Linked DNA regions of Mus musculus: region 2 is linked to region 1. A link is a loop called in an ENCODE intact Hi-C map of the cell type or tissue named here. Cell type or tissue: left cerebral cortex. All regions are shown on one strand. Links, peaks and the distances in the headings refer to the core of each region. The heading gives the core; the rest is flanking DNA.

Region 1 (11,271 bases), core at 4,718-7,217:
AGTTACAGAGACGGAGTTTGGAGCTGAGATGAAAGGATGGACCATGTAGAGACTGCCATAGCCAGGGATCCACCCCATAATCAGCATCCAAACGCTGACACCATTGCATACACTAGCAAGATTTTATTGAAAGGAAGCAGATGTAGCTGTCTCTTGTGAGACTATGCCGGGGCCCAGCAAACACAGAAGTGGATGCTCACAGTCAGCTAATGGATGGATCATAGGGCTCCCAATGGAGGAGCTAGAGAAAGTAGCCAAGGAGCTAAAGGGTTCTGCAACCCTATAGGTGGAACAACATTATGAGCTAACCAGTACCCCGGAGCTCTTGACTCTAGCTGCATATATATCAAAAGATGGCCTAGTCGGCCATCACTGGAAAGAGAGGCCCATTGGACTTGCAAACTTTATATGCCCCAGTACAGGGGAATACCAGGGCCAAAAAGGGGGAGTGGGTGGGCAGGGGAGTGGGGGTGGGTGGATATGGGGGACTTTTGGTATAGCATTGGAAATGTAAATGAGTTAAATACCTAATAAAAAATGGAAAAAAAAAAAAAGAAGTGATTGTCATAGGAGTTCTGCCTTCACAAGTAGATTAACATTACTTCAGCAGTGTGTTTATTATAGAAGTGAGCTAAGTAATTTTTTTATTAGATATATTTTTTTATTTACATTTCAAATGTTATTTCCTTTCCTGATTTCACATTTGAAAACCCCCTATCCCCTCCTGCCCTCCTGCTCACCAATCCATCCACTTTCATTTCCTGGACCTGGCATTCCCCTATATTGGGGCATAGAACCTTCACAGCACCAAGGGCCTCTTCTCCCATTGATGACTGACTAGGCCATTCTCTGCTACATATATATCTGGAGCCATGAGTCCCACCATGTCTACTCTTTGGTTGGTGGTTTAGCCCCTTGGAGCTCTGGGAGTACTGGTTAGTTCATATTGTTGTTCATCCTATGGGGAAACCCCTTCAGCTCCTTGGGTCCTTTATTAGGGGCCCTGTGTTCCATCCAATAGATGACTCTGAGCATCCACTTCTGTATTAGTCAGGCACTGGCAGAGCCTCTCAGGACACAGCTATATCAGGCTCCTGTCAGCAGGCTCTTGTTGGCATCCACAATAGATGGATTTGGTGATTGTATGTGGGATGGATCCCCGGGTGGGGCAGTCTTTCCATGATCATTCCTTCAGTCTCTGCTCCACTCTTTGTCTCTGTAAATTTTCTGTCCATGGGTATTTTGTTCCCCCTTCTAAGAGAGATCAAAGTATCTAAACTTTGGTCTTCTTTTGTCTTGAGTCCCATGTGGTTTTTGAATTGTATCTTAGGTATTCCAAACTTCTGGACTAATATCCACTTATAAGTGAGTGCATATCATGTGAGTTCTTTTGTGATTGGGTTACCTCACTCAGGATGATATCCTCCAGATCCATTCATTTGCCTAAGAATTTCATTAATTCAATGTTGTTAATAGCTGAGTAGTACTCCAATGTGTAAATGTACCACATTTTCTGTATCCATTCCTCTGTTGAGGAACATTTGGGTTCTTTCCAGCTTCTGGCTACTATAAATAAGGCGCCTATGAACATAATGGAGCATGTGTTCTTATTACATGTTGGAGCATATTCTGGGTATATGCCCAGGAGTGGTATTGCTGGGTCCTCAGGTAGTACTATGTTCAATTTTCAGCTCAGTCATTTCTTGCTCATTGTTTTTTTTTTTTTCCACCTTCTTCTATAGAAGGATGCAGTAAGATGGTCTTTGCCAGATTAAAAATACCTAGCCTTATAGTTCTCAGATTCCAGATCTTTAAGAAATAAATTTTGAATTTTAATAAATTGCCCTATTTTTGGCATTCTATTATGATAGCATATAATAGACCGAGATAGGAGAATCTGTACTTCAGTGAAGATCCTACAGTGAACCATGGCCATTAGGTTGAAAAATTTTGTCAGGATTGGAAGAATATTTAGTTAGGGAAAATACTTTTCTCTCCACCAGCACATAGAGATAGAAAATGTTTTGTCAACTTGGAGAGGCAAGAACGAAAGGAGGAGAAAGGGAGGAGATCTATGATAAGAAGACCTGTGTCCTGGTCCTCTCCTTAATGTTTCACGGGAGTGTCAAAGGCAGGCAGAGCTGCAAAACAGAATTTGAATCCACCTCTTATAAGAGCTGCTAGACTCTCATGACATTCACAGCAAGAGTTAGAAATCCACTGAAGAAATTGGTGGATTTCCAAAGAGAGTGAGTAGTTATATCTGGGAGATTTAATAAGTAGTTCTGATAAAAGGTCAACCATTCAGTTAAGGTCAATGTAAAGCCATGGGTTAAATTCCATTCCTCTCTCCCATGCCATCTGAGTGTGACACCCGAGGAGCATGGATTTTATCCCAGAGAGAACAGGAAGGATAAATCCTGGCAAAATTCAGTAAGGACATGCACAATACAGATTGCACGACCAAGCAAACATTAAAATATAATTTCCTTATGGGGTCATGTCAACTCACATAAGGGGAATTAACCTGACAGGAGGTCAGCCTAATGGGCTTAATACCCCCTTTGTTATCCACAGTGATATATTGATCAGTGTTTATATTTTATGATTAAACATATTAACAGTTCAGTTTATTTTCATATTTGTCTAAATTTTATCTTCTACCTTTCTATTACTTAGTTGTAGCTAAGACCCTGGCTGGCTGGATTGGCTGGGCATAGGCTCTGAAACATTCATCTTTTCCTCTTCAAGTCCCAGCTGGTGTAGGAGACAGGAGACAGTGTCTCTTTATTTCACTGGCTGCTCTTTCCCTCTAGCTTTCCTGGGATTGCTGCTTTCTTGGTCATCACCATCTGGTCATCCAACCTTTCTTAATGTCAGGCATCCCTGTGTTGACTGTCATGCGATGATAGCTTGTTTTCGAGTTCTTCTGGTGTCTTTGGAGCAGACCTCGGTTTGCTGACTATAACTGTAATTTTTGTGTAAGTAGATTTACCTTATAGAGCATTTAGCTTTAGTCCTTGGCTGCTTTCTTTTGACCTGTCTTCCTCAGGTCTGTCTATGCATTGGAATTGCCTGAATTTCCCAAAGAACTCATGAAAAACATCCATGTCACCATCCAATCTTAATGGATTCTGAATATTTATTCTGGAGAATAAATGAATGCTGGCCTTTTAAATTCTATTTTGTTTTAGTAGGGAATTGGAGATGATGGAGATATGTTAGGACTCATCATTCATTAAGGGTCTCTACTTTTGATTTTATCACATGGCCTATAGGAACAATGATAACAGGAACAATGGCACCCAGTACACTCTTTTTGTTTGTAGCAATGACTCAGTGAATTTTTGGAGAAGACTAAGAAAGATGTATTCTTCTATCAGGTATAAGGAAATACAATTAAGTGGCAGAGGTATAGGAAATAATTATAATATTTTACAAAACAAAGTTTTTGGTTTGTGGAATTACATCCACAATACAGTGTTAGAAAGAAGTGTAATTCCTAGACATATATTTCTATAAAAAGTAGAGAAAGAAAAGTAGACTCTAGAGGGGCATATGTTCCACTTTGTTCATTAATGAATATTTTTATGTGCATATTTGACAAAAGACATAATGAAAGAAAATAGTATAGCAGCCATTATGAAACAAACTACTACAGAAACAAAGACAAGAGACAAAAAAATGTGCAATCCAAATCTAGTGAGTGGAGAAGACTATTGAAATGTGAATAGATTTTTATCTTTATTGTTTATAAACTAAGCAGTTATGTGTCTAACTGAAATATCTTCCTGAAGCATGAAATTCATCACAGATAGCAAGTTGTGGAAATGCCTATTGAATGTAGTGGAAATTGTGTGCTCTATAAAGTTATTAATACGAGCAAATATGCATATGACCAGAAACACTGTTGTTAACATGCTAAATGACATTGCGGGAAGTCATGTTATTTAAATATGGCTAAGAAATTGAAAGATAAATTATGTAAAATGTTTGTTTTTTCATACTGTCCACGAGCATACTTAAAACACATTAATATAATAATTAGCTTTATTTCTTCACCATGGGTTGCAAATTTTTATGACTGGAAATATTTTGGACAGTGTGCTCATGACAGACACAACATTGGGAAGTACTTTAGTGGAAACTTTTGAACAGGTGAATATAAATTTGCGTGCCTTTATGATTTCTGGGATGTATGGAGTTAATACTGGACTTGTAATGAAGCGGGAGTTTTATGTGACAAGTTATATAAGGACACAGGCATTGCATATGCTCATTTGCATTATTCAACAGGCATTGCTTTTTGCTACAAGTTAAAAATGGAAGATGCCACAGACTTTGCTCACCACTTGCTCTCAGTCTCCTGTCCAAACTGAAGACACAGAGTTGGCAGTTAGATACATAGTACATGGTCCAGTCAGTTCACATAAGGCAGGAGGCTCTGTCACAGCAGAACAGAGGGACTGTTGTTGGTCTGCTGAGAGAAGTAATCTTACATCATCTGAGGGAGAAAATGTGCTTATGCTTAGCAGTAAAGATTTTTATCATACAATTGGTCTTTTGAGAGGGAAAACCCTGTGAATGTTTCCCTGAAAGTCAACCACAGTGGTTATAACACACTATGTGGAGATGCATCTGGCATTTTGTTTCTTTGTCCTTTTCTGCGTATGAGTTATTAGGAATGCTATTGAGGGCATGATAAAACCTGTGATAGTCTGAAAATAACTTCTCCAAAAGATTTATTGAGTTCAGATTTGTGGAGGCATTCTCGGTTGATCCCTGGTGTAATAGATGATGGGAAAATTAACGCAGTGATGACTGAAGGCTAAAGTCCTGCAAATGTTTTAACAAGTGTGGAAAGATTCACTTTGGAAAGTTGTGATGGTTAATGCTGATCATTCAATTGACAAGATCTAGAATTTTTGGAAGCAAACATTTAGGCATGCTTGTAAGGGAGTTTCTAGATTGGATTAATTGAGGTGTGAAGACTCACATTAACTGTAGGAAGTTCTATTCGATAGGGGGAGGTTTTAGAATGAACAAAGAAGTGAAAGACAGATGAGTACCAACATTTGCTCTTTCTGCTTCTGACTGTGCATCTACTGTGACCAGTCTCCCATGTCCCTACTGTCTTTCCTGCTTTTGTGGACTGTATTTCCCTCATATCAAGGATGAAATAAAGCTTTCCTTTCTTAAGTTGGATTTCTCAGGTATTTTTCCACAATGGGAGAGGTTGTGCTTTGTCCTGTAGTGACTTGATGTGTCATGGTGGGTTGGTACCTCCCTCTTCTCAGAGATGAAGAGAGAGATGGAGGAGGGGCCATGAGAAGGGGAACTGGAAGGAGCTGGGGTGTTGTGATTGGGATGTAAAGTGAATAAATAAGTTAATCAATGGAGAAATATTTCTTTTTAAATAATGTTTTAAATCACTCATCTGAAACATGTTTACATACCACATATTTTTGATTGTATTTAACTTGCAGTCTCCAACTCCCTTGGGCCCATCTAACATTATTTCTTCCCAAATTCAGATTTGTTTGTTTATTTTCCTTTGAGACTGGTTAGTGCTGACAATATGTGCATAGGTTTGGGGCTAGCCACTCGAGCATGGACAATGTATCAGTGGCCATAATCTAAAAGAAAAAGTAGCCCCCTACCCCCTGCAGCAGTAACTCCTCAGCTAGGAGTGAGGCTAGGTAGCCTCTCTAAATAAATGCTTAAAATTAAGGCCCAATAATTAGCTTTGTGAATAGTTCTTTTTCTTTGTTAAAATACATAGAGCTAGATATTGGCCTTGGTGAATAGTTTGTAACCAAGACTGAATTCTGAGTTTATGTTGCAATGCATTGATGGCATCGATGGAAATTAAAAAAAAATTCAGATTCAAAAACAAAAGGCAATTAACTATGAGAGAAATGTTAAAAGCCAAATATTTCCACTTTTAGTGTTCTATATATACTGAAATTATGACCATTGTTGTATGTACATACTTACATGGTCTTTGGCAAGCTGAAGTGGTTATTTTCCAGGTAGCTAGTTTGAATTTTCCTATATCACCCATAGATCTCCATGTCTTTGTTTTCTGCAGATTCAGAAGTCTTAAGTGACCTCGTCAATGCAAGTCTGGCACCTTCAAGGAGTTATGTAAATACTTAGCACTTTTCACCACGAGATGGAGCTGATGAATGAAGCTTTCTGTAAGTGGAGCAATTCCTTAGTTCATCCACTGGTGAGCAATCACGGTCTTTCTAAGTGAGAGCCTCTTGAGGGAAACCTCTATTTTAGGCAGTTGGCTAGGAGTTTTATCAATCTACCTTTTAGGGAGAGTTTTTTTTTTATTAGATATTTTCTTCATTTACATTTCAAATGCTATCCCCAAAGCCCCCTATATCCTTCCTCCATCCTGCTCCCCAACCCACTCACTCCTGCTTCCTGGCCCTGGCATTCCCCTGTACTGGGGCATATGATCTTCACAATACCAAGGGCCTCTCCTCCCATTGATGGCTGACTAAGCCATCCTCTGCTACATATGCAACTAGAGACACAGCTCTGGGGGATACTGGTTAGTTCATATCGTTGTTCCTCCTATAGGGTTGCAGACCCCTTTAGCTCCTTGGGTACTCTCTCTAGCTCCTACATTAGGGGCCCTGTGTTCCATCTAATAGATGACTGTGAGCATCCACTTCTGTATTTGCCAGGCATTGGCATAGACTCACAAGAGAGAGCTATGTCAGGGTTTAGGGAGAGTTCTTAAATTTTGTTATCATGGTCAGGATTATATATTTTCATCAAGTATCATCTTTTTTAATTATTATTTTATTTGTTTACATTTCAAATGTCCTCCTTCCTGGCTTCCCCTCTGCAACCTCCCATTGCATCCCTCCTCTCTTTTGCCTCTAGGAGGGTGCTCCCCCATCCACCAACCAATTCCCACCTCACCAGTCTAGCATTCCCTTACACTTGGGTATCAAGCCTCCATGGGACTAAGGGCCTCCCCTCCCACCTATGCCAGATAAGGCAATCCTCTGCTGCATATGTAGTTGGAGTCATGGGTCCCTCCATGTGTACTCTTTGATTGGTGGTTTAGTCTCTGGGAGCTTTGGGTGGTCTAGTTAGTTGATGTTCTTCCTATGGGGTTGCAATCCCCTTCAGCTCCTTCAGTCCGTCCCTAAACTCCATTGGGGTCCTTAGGCTCAGTCCCAAGGTTGGATGTGAGTATCTGCATCTGTATTGGTCAAGTGCTGGCAGAACCTTTCAGGGACAGCTATATCAGGCTCCTGCCAGCAAGTACTTCTTGGTATCAGCAATAGTGACTGCATATGGATTGATCCCTAGATGGGGTGGTCTCTGGATGGCCTTTCCTTCAGTCTCTGCTCCATTTTTTGTCCCTGTTTTTCCTTTAGATAGAAACAGTTATGGGTTAAAATTTTTGAGATGGGTGGGTAGTCCCATCCCTTTACTTCCTATCTACTGGAGATGGCCTCTAGGTTCTATCTCCCCTTTGTTGGATATTTTGGCTAATGCCATCTACGTTGGGTCCCGGGAATCTCTTGCTTCTCTGGCATTTGGGACTTTCTAGTGGCTACCCCTAGTTCCCCATCCTCCACTGATACTTTCTAGTGGCTACCCCTAGTTCCCCATCCTCCACTGATACCTATTTTTGTTCAATTTTCTGACCCTCTGGACGGCTCTCCTATCTCTTCCCGTACCTTATCCTGCCCTGATTTTCCTCTCCCCCCCCCTCTCTCCCGCACAGGTTCCTCCCTCCCTCTACCTTCTTTGATTATTTCGTTCCTCCTTCTAAGTAGGATTGAAGCATCCACACTTTGGTATTCCTTCTTAAGCTTCATATGGTCTGCGAGTTGTATCGTGGGTATTCTGAGCTTTTGGGCTAATAGACACTTATCAGTGAGTATAAACCATGTGTGTTCTTTTGTGACTGGGTTACCTTACCCAAGATGATATTTTCTAGTCCATTCATTTGCCTGTGAATTTCATGAAATCATTGTTTTTAATAGCTGAATAGTACTCCACTGTGTAAATGTACCACATTTCTTGCATCTATTCTTCTATTGAGGGACATCTGGGTTGTTTCCAGCTTCTGGCTATTTTAAATAAGGCTGCTGTGAACACAGTGGGGCATGTGTCCTTGTTATACATTGGAGCATGTTTTGGGTACATGTCCAGGAGTGGTATAATTGAGTCTTCAGGTAGAACTACTTCCAATTTTCTGAGGAACTTCCAGCTTGATTTCCAGAATGACTATAGTAGCCTGCAATCTCACCAGTAGTGGAGGAGTATTCCTCTTTCTCCACATCCTCACCATCATTTGCTGTCACCTGAATTTCTCATCTTAGCTGTTCTGATTAGTGTGAGGTGGAATCTCAGGGTTGTTTTGATTTCCATTTCTCTGATGACTAAGGATATTGAACATTTCTTTAGGTGATTCTTTGCTATTTGAGATTCCTCAGTTGATAATTCTTTATTTAGCTTTGTACCCCATTTTTAATAGAGTTATTTGTTTCTCTGGAGTCTAACTTATTGAGTTTTTTGTATATATTGGATATTAGTTATTTATTGGATGTAGGGTTGGTAAAGTTTTTTTCCCCAATCTGTATATTGCTGTTTGTCCTATTGACACTGTCCTTTACCTTACAGAAGCTTTTCAGTTATGTGAAATCCCATTTCTCAATAGTTGATCTTAGAGCCAGAGGCATTCCAATACTTTTCAGGCCTTCAAAGTATTATCTTTTAAAACAGAATAGTTATATTTATTTTTGAACAGTAATAACATCTCCAATTTCATAAGTGTAATACTTTCAAGCAAGTACAATTTTTATTTCTAGAGAAAATAGGAAACACAACAATAGAATAGTTGTCTCTGAACAGGTATAGCACTAGAGCCTTCTGTATAGGGTGAAAAAACTAAGAAGAGAATCACCTAAGTTCATAACCCATTGAAATAATTTTTGTATGTCAATGGGTAAGTTTTGACTGGGGTTTTCATATTTGTCTTTGGTCTATTAAAATTCTCTGCTGCTTCTTTACCAATGGCTAGTTACTTGCCTTTTAGGCTCCTTTTATTTATCCAGGAATTAGTTACATATTTCATTCAGGTAGTTATCTGTACTTAGGTAGAGTTGTACACAATGACTATTATTTTTCCACAAAGTTCAAGTCTCCTTCATAACATGAAAAGGCAGTGAATAACCATTATTTTGATGGAAATAAATAGTAAATGAGATGTAACTATTTTCCAAAAAAGAACCATTTACTTTTTGTGAATATGGGGACAGGGTGGGAGGGAGAGGAACTAGGGACTTTGGGAAGAAGACATGTTAGGTAAACAAGAGATAAGTAATTACAGTTGGCAACTCATGTCAATCAAAGTATTGATTTTTCTACAACTGTGTAGCAGCTATGTAATGGGAGAAGGAATAGTGTTCATAAATGATGATGGAAAAAATAAAATATCTATGTCAAGTCTTTTTTTCATGAAAAGTTAACAGAAACAGATTGAAGACTGAGATATAAGAAGAAATAGGCATACATCTTGGAGATGAAACCTAAAACACAAATAATTAAAGAAAAATAAGTTAAACTCTATTTAAATTTTTTTTTTTATGTTCCAAAGGGCATGAAATGAAAGGATAGTCCACAAAATGGAAGAAAATATTTGCAAACCATTTATATAATAAGTTATTATATAAATATATTATGTTAAAGGTCATACTAATGAATAATAAGAAAAACTCAATTAAAAATGAGCAAAGAATTTGGATATTTTTCCAAAAAGATGGAGAAATAGTAAGAAAACAATATAGAAATGTCTCCCTAGCCATTGGGAAATGTACATTAAAACACACACAAAAGGTGCTGTTTTCTAGGCACTGCTATTACCTTAGGGTGGTAAAATGACAAGGTGATGCCAAGTGTTGGTGGCAATATTTAGAAATGGGAATTGTTATCCACTGCTGGTGGAAGTTAGTGATGCAACCACTTTGTCAAAGAACATAGTAGTTTCTGACAAAAAAAAAATGAAGAAAAATAGGGTGAAGTGTTAGAGGAAGAAAGATACAGGTTCTTTTGTCTAGATTAAATGGATGCATCATAATAGTTTCTGGTGTTGGCATTATAAAATCTCATACTGGTGAAGAAAAAGCAACACTTGGTATTTACTCAAGTAAAGACTGGATAAAGCACATTAGCTGCCTCCTTCTCTCTTGCCTTCTGAGCATGCCCTTTCTCTGGTATATGCACCAGAGTGTGTCCTTCCTACCCCAGTTCTATTTATTTCTATGAAAGATGCTTTGAATGGAAATTTTGTTTCTCCATGTTTTCCTGAAAGCTAACAGGGAAATCTCCACTGTCCAAGAGGGGATGAATGCAACAGTTTGCTAATTATGGATCTTGAACATGTACTGAGTTTTCTGAGTGGAAATCATAGTTGGTAGGTAGACATGTAACTAAAGAAATGATCCTACAGTTGTCACTCACCACCAAAACAAGAAGATTCTTCAAAAGGGTTTTGTGATAAGAGGAGAGCAACATGCTAACTAGTGGGACTTTCCCGCTCAATCTTTATCTCTAGTCGATCCTTTTTTTTTCTCTAAAGACTTATCTAATTTATATGAATACACTGTAGCATCTTCAGACACACCAGAAGAGGACATCAGATCCCATTACAAATGGTTGTGAAGTACCATGTCATTGCTTGGAATTGAAAAGAACAGTCAGTGCTCTTAACCACTGAGCCATCTCTCCAGCACCCTCCAGTTGATCTTTTAACACTCAATATCCATCTCTCTCTCTCTCTCTCTCTCTCTCTCTCCTTCTCTCTCTCTCTCTAATTACATGTTGTCATAGTTTGTATATGCTTGGCCCAGGGAGTGACACTATTTGGAGCTGTGGCCTTGATGCAGTAGGTGTGCTACTGTCGGCATGGGCTTTTTGATCCTCATCCTAGCTGCCTAAAAGTCAGTCTTCCACTAACAGCTCTCAGATGAAGATGTAGAACTCTCAGATCCTCCTGCACCATGCCTGGCTGGATGCTGCCATGTTCTTACCTTGATTATAATGCACTGAACCTCTGAACCCATAAGCCAGCTCCAAATATACGTTTTTTAACATATATTTATAAGACTTGCCTTGGTCATGATGTCTATTTACAGCAGTAAAACTCTAAGACACATGTGTTCTACTGTTTTTCTACTTTTTTTTTAAGTTGAGCCATGAGATAGACTTCAATAGAGCTTTTTATTAACCCTT
Region 2 (11,271 bases), core at 5,753-8,252, 420 kb after region 1:
GTGCTTGGGCCTTTGTAAGTTAGTTTAATTGGTGCTCATTGAGTGACGTGTATGACTCCCTGTTGACCACATTTCTTTCTAACTTATAGAAGATCGATTTAGGAATCGGGAATATGTACTTTCACATTATAATTCAGCTAGTAAATTGCTATATGACCTTAACAAGTCACCAAGTTTGCCTTGAGTTTCAGACTCACCATGTGAAAGATAAAGTGTTAAAAGATTTGTTTTCCCTTTGCTGATATTCTCTGATCGTCATTAATATTAGCCATTCCAATCTCTGCTCCCCTGGCACAATAGGATGATCTCCTTGGTAAGTCTAGGTAGAGAAGTTTTTTGTTGTTGTTCTTCTGGTTTTTATCATAGCTACCTTCTAGATGAGGTCTTTCCGTTGCTTTCTAGCTTTCCCTTCCTTCCTTCTCTCTGTCCATGTCTTCCTCCCTCCTTTGCCTTATCCTAGTACTGAGAGTACTTTATCAATGAGAGTACATGTGATTAAAAACTACTCAGGATTTATAGCTCATACTTATAAAAATAAATTCTAGATGGTTCAAACAGATTTAAATATAAAAATTAGCAAATGAGATTTTTAAAAATTACTTTGAAGTATAAATGTGGGATTTTTCTAAAGAAAAACCAGCTCCCAGAAGCCTTGAAGACTTTTAAATGTAATCTCATAATGCTAAAATATTTACATGAGTGCATAATTACAGTAAACTAAAAATATCATACAGTTTTCTTTGAAGTTCCTTTGTAAAACTATCTATTAATTAAGGAGAACTACAATGGTTTTAAACATAGGAAATAAATCTTACTCAAAATTTATATTAAAGAAAACTTAACAAGCATATTTTGCTTTGTTTTGGCCCTTTGAAACAAAGTCTTACTTACTCTGTATCCCAAGGTCTATTGCAGCATACTATATATTTTGGTCCAGATTTGAACCTGTGTTGGTATTTCTGCTTTACACTTTCAACTGTAAGAATTATATCTGTGAAGGAATAGTTTTGAATAACAGTTATTTTCTCAATGTGCTAAAGATGAATCAACAAACAGAATAAAGATAATATCTTCTTCAATGAAGCATATTTAATGAAGACTAATATTCCCTACCAAATATTGTAAAAGTATTATTACTTGATAGGCTGAGGCAGAGGGATCACAGGCTGTAGTTTGGATCTATAGTGGTCAACATAGTGAGACCCTTTCCTAGAGCGGGTAAAAGAAGTAACAAAATTAGGAAAGGTATACAAATGTATATATGTATATATGTATATATGTATATATGTATATATGTATATATGTATATATGTATATATGTATATATGTATATATGTATATATGTATATGTGTGTATATGTGTATATGTGTGTATGTGTGTATGTATATATGTATATATGTATATGTGTATATGTGTATATGTGCATATATGTGTATATGTGTATATGTGTATATATGTATATGTGTATATGTGTATATATGTGTGTGTGTATTCACATATATGGTGATACATAGTGAACCATGTTGAGAAAGAAACTACATGGTTATCTAACATTTGTAAGTAAGGAAAGTTTGTGACAGGATACAATGAGGTTGTCTGAACATTTTAATCCCATGGAAAGCTCAGAGCTAGAATGTCCTTCACAGTTGTTCTGAATTGTCACTTGGGTTGAAAGATAGGATCTGAACATATCTACATCTACATCAATGGTACTTTGGGTACAGACTGTCTTAGATTAAAGGTCATACTATTGAGACATTTCAGTTTTATGGGGTAATTCTGAAGACATTTTTTTAGTTGTGGGCTGAGAGAAAGAATATTTTAGTCCTGTGTCTTAGTTAAAATTTTACTGCTATGAACAGACACCATGAACATGGAAGTCTTATAAAGGACAACATTTAATTGGAGCTGGCTTATATGTTTAGAGGTTCAGGCTATTGTCATCAAGGCAGAAACATGGCAGTGTCCAGACAGGCATGGTGCAGGAGCTGAGAGGTCTCCATCTTCATCTGAAGGCTGCTAGCAGAATACTGGCTTCCAGGCAGCTAGGGTGAGTGTCTTAAGCTCATGCCACAGTGACACAACTACTCCAATTATGCCACACCTCCTAATAGTGCCACTCCCTAGGTGATATATATATATATATATATATATATATATATATATATATATATATATATATATATGCAAACAATCACATCCTGTGTCACACAATACATACAAAAAGAAGGAAGGAAGGGAGGAAGGAAGGAAGGGAGGGAGGGAGGGAGGGAGGGAGGGAGGGAGGAAGGAAGGGAGGGAGGAAGGAAGGTAGGTATACCCCTCTTTCTCTAACTGCTTTACAACTCACATCAATGTTGTCTTCATTTCTTCTTGCCTTTGCCTCATGTCTCTTCCCATCATTCCACAAAAATGAGATACATTCTTTGTTATATATACAGGTGTATTTACTTTTAAAGACTAAAATCAGAATATTTTAGTCCTGTACAGAGTCATATCAATGTACTATAGCCTCCATTTTTTTATTATTTTTATTAGATATTTTCTTCATTTACATTTCAAATGCTATCTCAAAAGTCTCCTATAGCCTCCCCCTGCCCTGCTCCCCTACCCACTCACACCCACTTCTTGGCCTTGGCATTCCCCTATACTGGGGCATATAAAATTTGCAAGACCAAGGGGCCTCTCTTCCTAGTGATGGTCAACTAGGCCATCTTCTGCTACATATGCAGCTAGAGACATGAGCTCTGGGGATACTGATTAGTTCATATTGTTGTTCCACCTACAGGGTTGCAGACCCCTTCAGCTCCTTGGATACTTTCTCTAGCTCCTCCATTGGGGGCCCTGTGTTCCATCCTATAGATGACTGTGAGCATCCACTTCTGTATTTGCCAGGCACTCGCATAGCCTCACAAGAAACAGCTATATCAGGGTCCTTTCAGCAAAATCTTGCTGGCATATACAATTGTGTCTGGGTTTGCTGACTGATTATGGGATGGACCCCTGGGTGAGGCAGTCTCTGGATGGTCCATCCTTTCATCTTAGCTCCAAACTTTGTCTCTGCAGCTCCTTCCATGGGTATTTTATTCCCTAATCTAGGGAGAAATGAAGTACCCACACGTTGGTCTTCCTTCTCCTTGGTTTTCTTGTGTTTTGGAAATTGTATCTTGGGTATTCTAGGTTTCTGGGCTAATATCCACTTATCAGTGAGTGCATATCAAGTGACTTCTTTTGTGATTGAGTTACCTCACTCAGGATGATATCCTCCAGATACATCCCTTTGCCTAGGAATTTCATAAATTCATTGTTTTTAATAGCTGAGTGTAAATATACCACATTTTCTGTATCCATTCCTCTGTTGAGGGACATCTGGGTTCTTTCCAGCTTCTGGCTATTATAAATAGGGTATAGCCTCCATTCTAAGAACAGGTAGAAAGCACATGTGATCGCCTTTAGATATGCTTGTGGAGGTTAGAGGGGACATTTGCAAAAGTGATGGTTTGTTGATATCTGATTTCACTATGTGAATTTTGTGAATGGGCAAAGGAACAATGTGTGCTAAAGCCCTTGTAGGAGGTGGACCAGTGTCTGGGGTTATGGATGAGGTTGAGTAGAATAGGAATGGTACTACATTACATTAGAGAAAAGTGTTTCTACAAGTCACATGGGGCTTTATAGGAACTGGGCTTTAACTTAGAGAGAGTGAGAAAGCTTCTGATCAAGCAAGACAATTGATCTCACCTATATGTAGAAGCCAGAGAGATATCTCAATGAGTAAAGTGCTTGTTGTCAAAGCATGAGGTGCTCAGTTAAGATCTCCAGCACTCACAGAAGAGATGGGTCTGAGTGTAGAGCCACAGACCTGTGATCCGAGTGCATAGAGGCAGAGACACGTGGATTCCAGAGACTTGCTGACCAGCCATTCTAGCTAAAATAAAATGGCAAACTCTAGTTGCAGTGAGATATCCTGTCTTAATATTAGGTGAAGGGAAATTAAGAAAAGGCATCCTGACGTCAACCTCTGGCTTTCATGGGTGAGCACACACATACTAGACACACACACACACACACACACACAACATATACTAAAATTTAAAAAAAAGGAATGAATACTTCTCTTTTTCTAACTGCTTTAGAATCCACATCAATGTTGTCTTCATTCTTGCATCTATCTCATGTCTTTCCCCATCATTCCACAAAGATACATCCTTTGCTATACAGTTGTGTTTATTTTTCAAATGTTTTCAATTTAATGCAGGCTAAATTTTTTACACTAGATAGTAATACTTTCAATTCAAGTTGCAATAATTTATTTTTCATATTTCTGCACATGCGTTGTTTACACCACAGCCAAGTTGTATGACATGATCAGCATGGAAAATTTTCCTTTGTGCCCTTTCCAATTTATTTTTTATCCCTGGCTAATCATTTGGGTTTTAATACTTTTACTTTTATTTTTGAGCTTATTAACATATTTAGTCTTTGGCTTAATATAACCTCTTTCCTACTCACCATGACTCGTGATAATGCTTCTGTCAATATTGCATTTCTTTTAATTGTCTAATAGCCTTTCTCTACACGAATATACCACAGCTTATTTGGCTATTAACTTGTTACCATTTGAATCACTACAGTTCCTTGTGGACTGAACTGCCATCACCATTCCTAAAAGTGTTTTTCATGGGATTTGTGTTTTCATTTACCTTTGGAAAAGATCTAAGAGTAACATAATAGGTGTATATTAGATGCATGTATTTAGATATTCTTTGTATCCATTGCACATTCCACTAAGGAATATATGAGAATTTCAGTTGCCCATCCTATTTATCAATAGTATGCTTACAGTCAATTCAAGTGTTTAAATCTGAGTCTCATTGATCAGTATTTCCTTTCACTCGCACAATATTGTGTCAAAATCCTTTTGTCTTTATACTGTAGCTTTATTGTATTAAATTTACATATCATACATCTCTGTCTTGTTCTTCTTCATGATTATTCTAACTACTGTAGGTTCTTTACATTCCATACTATTTTTGAGACATATTTTAAGTATGATAAACAGCCTTATAAGGTTCTGAGTGAGCCTTGCAGTAACTTTATATACTAATTCGAGAAGAATAGATATTCTAGCATAATTGAGTCTTCTAATGTATGACAATAGAATGTTTGACTATCTATTTAGTTCTCATTTGTCTCAGCAAGATTTTATAATTTTAAATATATGTCTTGTATATAGCTTGTTAAATGTGTGTCTTCATTTTCTTCATGTTTTGATATTTTTTTCATTTATAATGGATTGATGGGGTATTTAGGTTTTCTGTACATCTATAAATTTTTACACATCTATCTTTTCTTTCTGTTACTGATGATTATACCTATTAATTTAATGGATTTATGGATCTCAAATTGCAAGACTATCCCATTTATAAATATATAATGTTATTTTTATTTACTAACTGAAGGTTTTTATTTAGTCTTTTTTTATGAATTAGCTAAAACTTCTAATCTGTTGTTAGATAGAACTCATCAGAATAGTTATATTTACCTCAGTTCCCATGTTAGAAAGACAGTATTAAGTTTCTCCTCAATAAATTTGATAATATTTAGTATTAGATTTTTTCATAGATTTCATTTTTCAGTTTAAGGAAGTTTTGTTTGGTTTCTAATTTGCTCAAAGTTCTGAACCAGTAAGTGCTGACTTACTTCCCATGTCCTTCCTGACCTTTTAGGGGTGGTTGTTAATTTTCTTCTTTGATTTTATTAACATTCCAAATTAATGATTTATCTCATATTAAGTAAACTTTTCATTTCTAGAATTAAATGACAACATTTTAATTATGGATTCTCCTTGCTTAGTATGGAATTGAGAACTATCCATGTTCTATGTTCTCGACACTATTGCTAAGTTGACTTATTTTCCTGTAAAGTCTTTGGTGTAGAGGTCAACCTGACCTAATGAAATTAATTGGACAGTGCTTGCTTCTCAACTCACTAGAAGACTAGACATATAAGATTTGCATTTTTCTTTAAATATTTGATAGGATATATCAGACAAGCCATCTGGATCTACAGTTCTCTGTGTAGGAAGTTTTTAGCTATGAATTTCATTTGTTTAACATACATAGGGATATTCAGTTACATTTATTTTTGAATCAGTAGGTAGTTTTATTGTTCAGAAGATTTTTTTTCATTTTATCAGGTGCATCAACTGGGTTTCTTTTCTAACATATTTTAATTTGTTCTCTAAAATTCATAATTAAAATAAAAATTAAATTATACCTCTATTTCATAATGGATCAGTTATATAAGGAAGTAAATTTAAACTTGCTAGAATGTAATTTTGTGCCAGATGAAAACAAAAGTTTCAATTTTTCTACAGCTTGACCTAAAAATTCCAACTGTAGAAATTTATTCTAGAAAAAAAATAATTGCTTGTTTATTTATAAAGACTTAAGAGTACTTATGGTATTTTTTTTAAAACAATGAGCATGGAAAAACACAGAAACTGATTAACAAAATGTTTGCCAAAAATAAAAAATAAAACATCAACCTTATTGAGTAGCATGTAAGAGAAAAGGTGTGATGATGCACGGTTTTATGGAGTTATATATTTTACATGTTGTTAACTGAGATAGGAAAGGTTGCACAACAGATTTTCATAGCGCTCTCTTTAAAGGACTCTGAGGATCCATAGTTAGAAATCCCTCTAAAATTACATGACAAGCTGGGCTTTAGCAATTTAAAAAAAAACACACACAGGAAGGAAAATTATTCCCAATTTATCCCCTTAGGTGCCAATTGACATTTCAGAATGAATAGGCATACTTAAAATGAGAACCTAAACGCAGACAAATGTTTTATAATGCACACATATTCTGCTCTCTCCAGCACCAAACAGATTTCTGATTTGCATTTTGTCAGTTCTTCCAGGTTGTGAGCATAGCTGTCTCCAGAAGCTTCCTCGGCTCTCCCTACTTGGAAGTGGTCCAGCTGGGACTCAGCACCACAACCGTAGGACAAGAAAAAGAGTGGCAAGAACCTTGCTGGAACACATGCAGATGCATATATATTTAGAAGAGGGAAAATCCAAGACCTTCTATAGAGTGTGATTCGAGTTGCGGGTAGAACTTCTCCACAGCATTCTGCAGGGTCACGGTCAGTGCCAGCTGTGAGACCCACTGTAACACAGATGGTTAATGTGTCAGGCTTCAAGAAAATGTTAAGGTCTACTTAAGGCTTTCACTGTGCTTGAGATGCAGGCATTAAAAAATATCACTGCACGTTTTCCAGGAGAATTATGGTGTCTCTGAGAGGATGGAACTTAATCCAGTTCTGAATAACTTAGAAGCATGGGAAGAGCCTAAGATAATGAACTGAGAAGATGAGGTTTTTGGAGTCTGACACAGTCCAGGCAACAGGCCTTGGGGCATTGTGGGAAAGCACCCTTCGATTAGGAAGTCCCCGATCAACAAGATTTCAGTTTCCCCACTAACAGACTTGGAAAAGTTCTGCAACTTAATTGGCCAAAAATGAAGAAAACTGAAACTTTTTTCCCTGATCTCCCCAGATAGCTTGCTGAGAGACCTCTCAGAACTTGGGTTAATTAAGAACACATACCTCGGTGACTTTAGTTCCTTTGGGAAGGAGAAAAGGAGCGGAGGGGAGGGAGGAGAAGGACAAATCCTCAAGTCGGTACATGTTCATTGCTAGACTTCTTCCAAAGCTCCGGTATAGATCCCCCACCCTTTTCGCCATGAGGAGAGGCCCCAGCATATCATACTGCTCAGCACTAGCCAGGAAGCAATTCATTTCTGCTAAATCTGTAGAATGTCAAAAGCAACATGAAACCCCTCTAAAGAGGTCAGTTCTTTGTAAAAATTCTGCCTCTGTGAAGGAGAAACTCGGGGAATTGGGGTGGAAAGTCTGGGACTTCGCTGTCTTATGGAAATTTTAAAAATAGAGGTGTAGACTAGGGGAGGGGCAGCAGGTTGGACAGTTCTTCACACAACCTCATACAGTATGCCCTTTTAGATCTGGGCTGCCCTAACAAAAATCAGAGGACTGCTCCCTGTTCTGCCTTTATCTATATTTTCCACTGTTAACTCAAAAACTATGAAAGAAAAGCAGACATTGATCCCTCCCAACCATTTGAGCCTTGAATTCTGAGAGTTTCCATTAGTAAAAGAGCCACAGAGAAATAGAAAGGGCAATTGAAGGAAGGGCAGGGAGGAAGGACAGTGTTGAAGTGAAAAAGGAGAGGAAACTAAGGTGAGTAGACTGAGGAAATAGCTGAACTAGTCCTGACCAAGATATATAATACTTAACCTCTATCATCAGCTGAAAAATTTCCACACTATTCCTGTGGATATATATATATATATATATATATATATATATATATATATATATATTTGTGGTATTATATATGTACACATGTATATATGTATATTTTCTTTACTCATTACTCTTAGCATGTAGCACTCTATCCACTACCTTTTGGAGATAATTATTTCTAACCACAAGTCAGTTGTTGATCTTTCTGAGTGTCCATTACATATGAGCTTGCTTGGTTGTTTTCTTTCTCTTTGCACTTATTTTCCTAGAAGTTTATTGACTTTTGTGAATGTGTAGACTGATGTTTTCTTTGTTTGTAACTAAATTTAGGAAGTTTGCAATAATTATCTGTGTCTGTATCCTCCTACTTTTCTGGTACTCTCATTATGTGTATGCTAGTATACTTAGGGATGTGTCATAATTTCCTGAGGCTGTTTTTTTTTCAAGTTTTAGTTTTTAGTTTTTGTTTTGTATATAGATGTATAACTTGTATATGACAGACTTTTTTCCTTTTTAATATTTTTATTAGGTATTTTCCTCATTTAAATTTCCAATGCTATCCCAAAAGTCCCCCATACCCTCCCCCCCACTCCCCTACCCACCCACTCCCACTTTTTGGCCCTGGCATTCCCCTGTACTGGAGCTTATAAAGTTTGCATGACCAATGGGTCTCTCTTTCCAGTGATGGCAGACTAGGCCATTTTTTGATACATATGCAGCTAGAGACACAAGCTCTGGGGTACTGGTTAGTTCATATTGTTGTTCCACCTATAGGGTTGCAGTTCCCTTTAGCTCCTTGGGTACTTTCTCTAGCTCCTCCATTGGGGGCCCTGTGATCCATCCAATAGCTGACTGTGAGCATCCACTTCTGTGTTTGCTAGGCCCCGGCATAGTCTCACAAGAGACAGCTATAACAGGGCCTTTCAGCAAAATCTTGCTAGTGTATGCAATGGTGTCAGTGTTTGGAGGCTGATTATGGGATGGATCCCTGGATATGGCAGTCTCTAGATGGTCCATCCTTTTGTCTCAGCTCCAAACATTGTCTCTGTAACTCCTTCCATGGGTGTTTTGTTCCCAATTCTAAGAAGGGGCAAAGTGTGAGGTAGCCCAATCACAAAAGAACTCAAATGATATGTTCTCATTGATAAGCGGATATTAGCCCAGAAACTTAGAATACCCAAGATATAACATACAATTTGCGAAACACATGAAACTCAAGAGGAACGAAGACCAAAGTATATGACAGTCTTAAACACAGATTTGAAGATGTTCTTGTTTTCATAGAATGTATATTTTAATGTCATAAATGAAAAATAAGATAAAATTTCTTTTTAAAAGAGATTTATTTATTTGTTTGTTTGTTTATTATATGTAAGTACACTGTAGCTGTCTTCAGACACCCCAGAAGAGGACATCATATTTCATTATAGATGGTTGTGAGCCACTATGTGGTTGCTGGGATTTGAACTCAGAACCTTTGGAAGAGCAGTCAGTGCTCTTAACTCCTGCCATCTCTCCAACCCCTAAAATTAAATTTCTTAGTAATCATGTCTATATCATACAATTGGGGAACAAATTATTATGCAATCCATTAATTTTCTGGCATGTGGTTTAGTGCATATATTTTCTCTGAATATAAATTCCATACATCAGGGATTATTCCACTTGTCCCCTTCATAGTTATACAGTTTAATATTAAGGAGGGGAATAAGCAATTAGATATGTAATATCAGGTAGTAAGTGCTATGAAGAAAACTAGAGTTCACTAATGAGCATGCTTCCTTGTTTGGGGAACAGTGACTGTAAAGGGGTATTTGAGAAAATGACAGTTAAGACCACAGAAGTGAGGAACAGAGAGATCCAGGTATCAGAATGGGCTCTTATCCATGTCAGCTATTATCCATCATTATTTCTAAGCTCTTGAGGATAAACACAGTTAGAAAAGAATGAATCTGTTTTGGAAAATTACCCCCATCCTCGGGTTTTCATGTGGAGATACTGATGTTCTGTGATGTTTTAAAATCTGTGGACAGCAAGAATGCTGGCCCTAGAAACTGTCCTGACCTTTGCTCTGTTGGCCTTTGGATGGCTTTGTGTGACACTGCTTATGCAAAGTTCTATGGTTTAACTTTTCTTTGGAATGCCTTTATATCTTATGGTGCAGTTAACGTAGGAGGAAGAAGGGCAACTCCATGACCAGAAGGATCTGTTTGATGCAGACCTACAACTTGGAAGCAAAAGTCAAACACAAATGATGGACAATCTCTCTAGTGCAACTGAATTCTGCCTTCTGGGTTTCCCTGGATCCCAAGAGCTACACTACATCCTTTTTGCCATATTCTTTTTCTTCTATTCAGTGACACTGCTGGGAAACATGGTCATCATCATTATTGTCTGTGTTGATAAACGTCTACAGTCCCCCATGTACTTCTTCCTGGGCAACCTCTCACTCCTGGAAATCCTGGTTACAACTACAATTGTTCCCTTGATGCTTTGGGGGCTTCTGCTCCCTGGAAAGCAGACAATATCTCTGAATGGATGCATTGCCCAACTCTTCCTTTACCTCGCTCTAGGGACCACAGAGTTTGCAGTGCTTGGAGCAATGGCTGTGGACCGTTATGTGGCTGTCTGTAATCCTTTGAGGTATAGCGTCATCATGAACAGCCGCACTTGCATCTGGGTGGTCATGGTGTCCTGGATGTTTGGGTTCCTTTCTGAAATCTGGCCAGTCTATGCCACATTCCAGTTTACTTTCTGCAAATCAAATCTCTTAGATCATTTTTACTGCGACCGGGGCCAATTGCTCAAATTATCTTGTAATGAAACCTTTCTCACAGAGTTCATTCTTTTCATAATGGCTATTTTCATTATTGTTGGATCCTTGATCCCTACAATTGTCTCCTACACCTATATCATCTCCACCATCCTCAAGATCC

The links. A loop is a pair of places that touch in the nucleus more often than their neighbours do. Peaks named below come from ENCODE experiments on the same cell type or tissue, not always from the same donor. Only the 100,000 strongest peaks of a DNase experiment are listed, where the experiment ranks them.
Region 2: it touches region 1 in a loop (4-fold over the local background); 15 of 42 quality-filtered maps call a loop at or near these places.

The regions. Positions count from the first base shown.
Region 1 is chr6:42,192,836-42,204,106 of GRCm38, reverse strand. No RefSeq gene overlaps it. Among named protein-coding and RNA genes, the nearest start is that of Tas2r144, 17 kb to the left of the region's middle. In left cerebral cortex, for the core only: a CTCF peak has its summit at 6,189 (motif pointing right); a DNase peak (open chromatin) is centred at 6,198.
Region 2 is chr6:41,771,613-41,782,883 of GRCm38, reverse strand. Olfr459 (olfactory receptor 459) reads left to right here and starts at 10,587. Exons shown (of 1, transcript NM_146576.1): 1 at 10,587-11,271. The coding sequence starts at 10,587. In left cerebral cortex, for the core only: no CTCF peak of the experiment used is centred there; DNase peaks (open chromatin) are centred at 6,021 and 6,965; H3K27ac peaks cover 1,393 bases.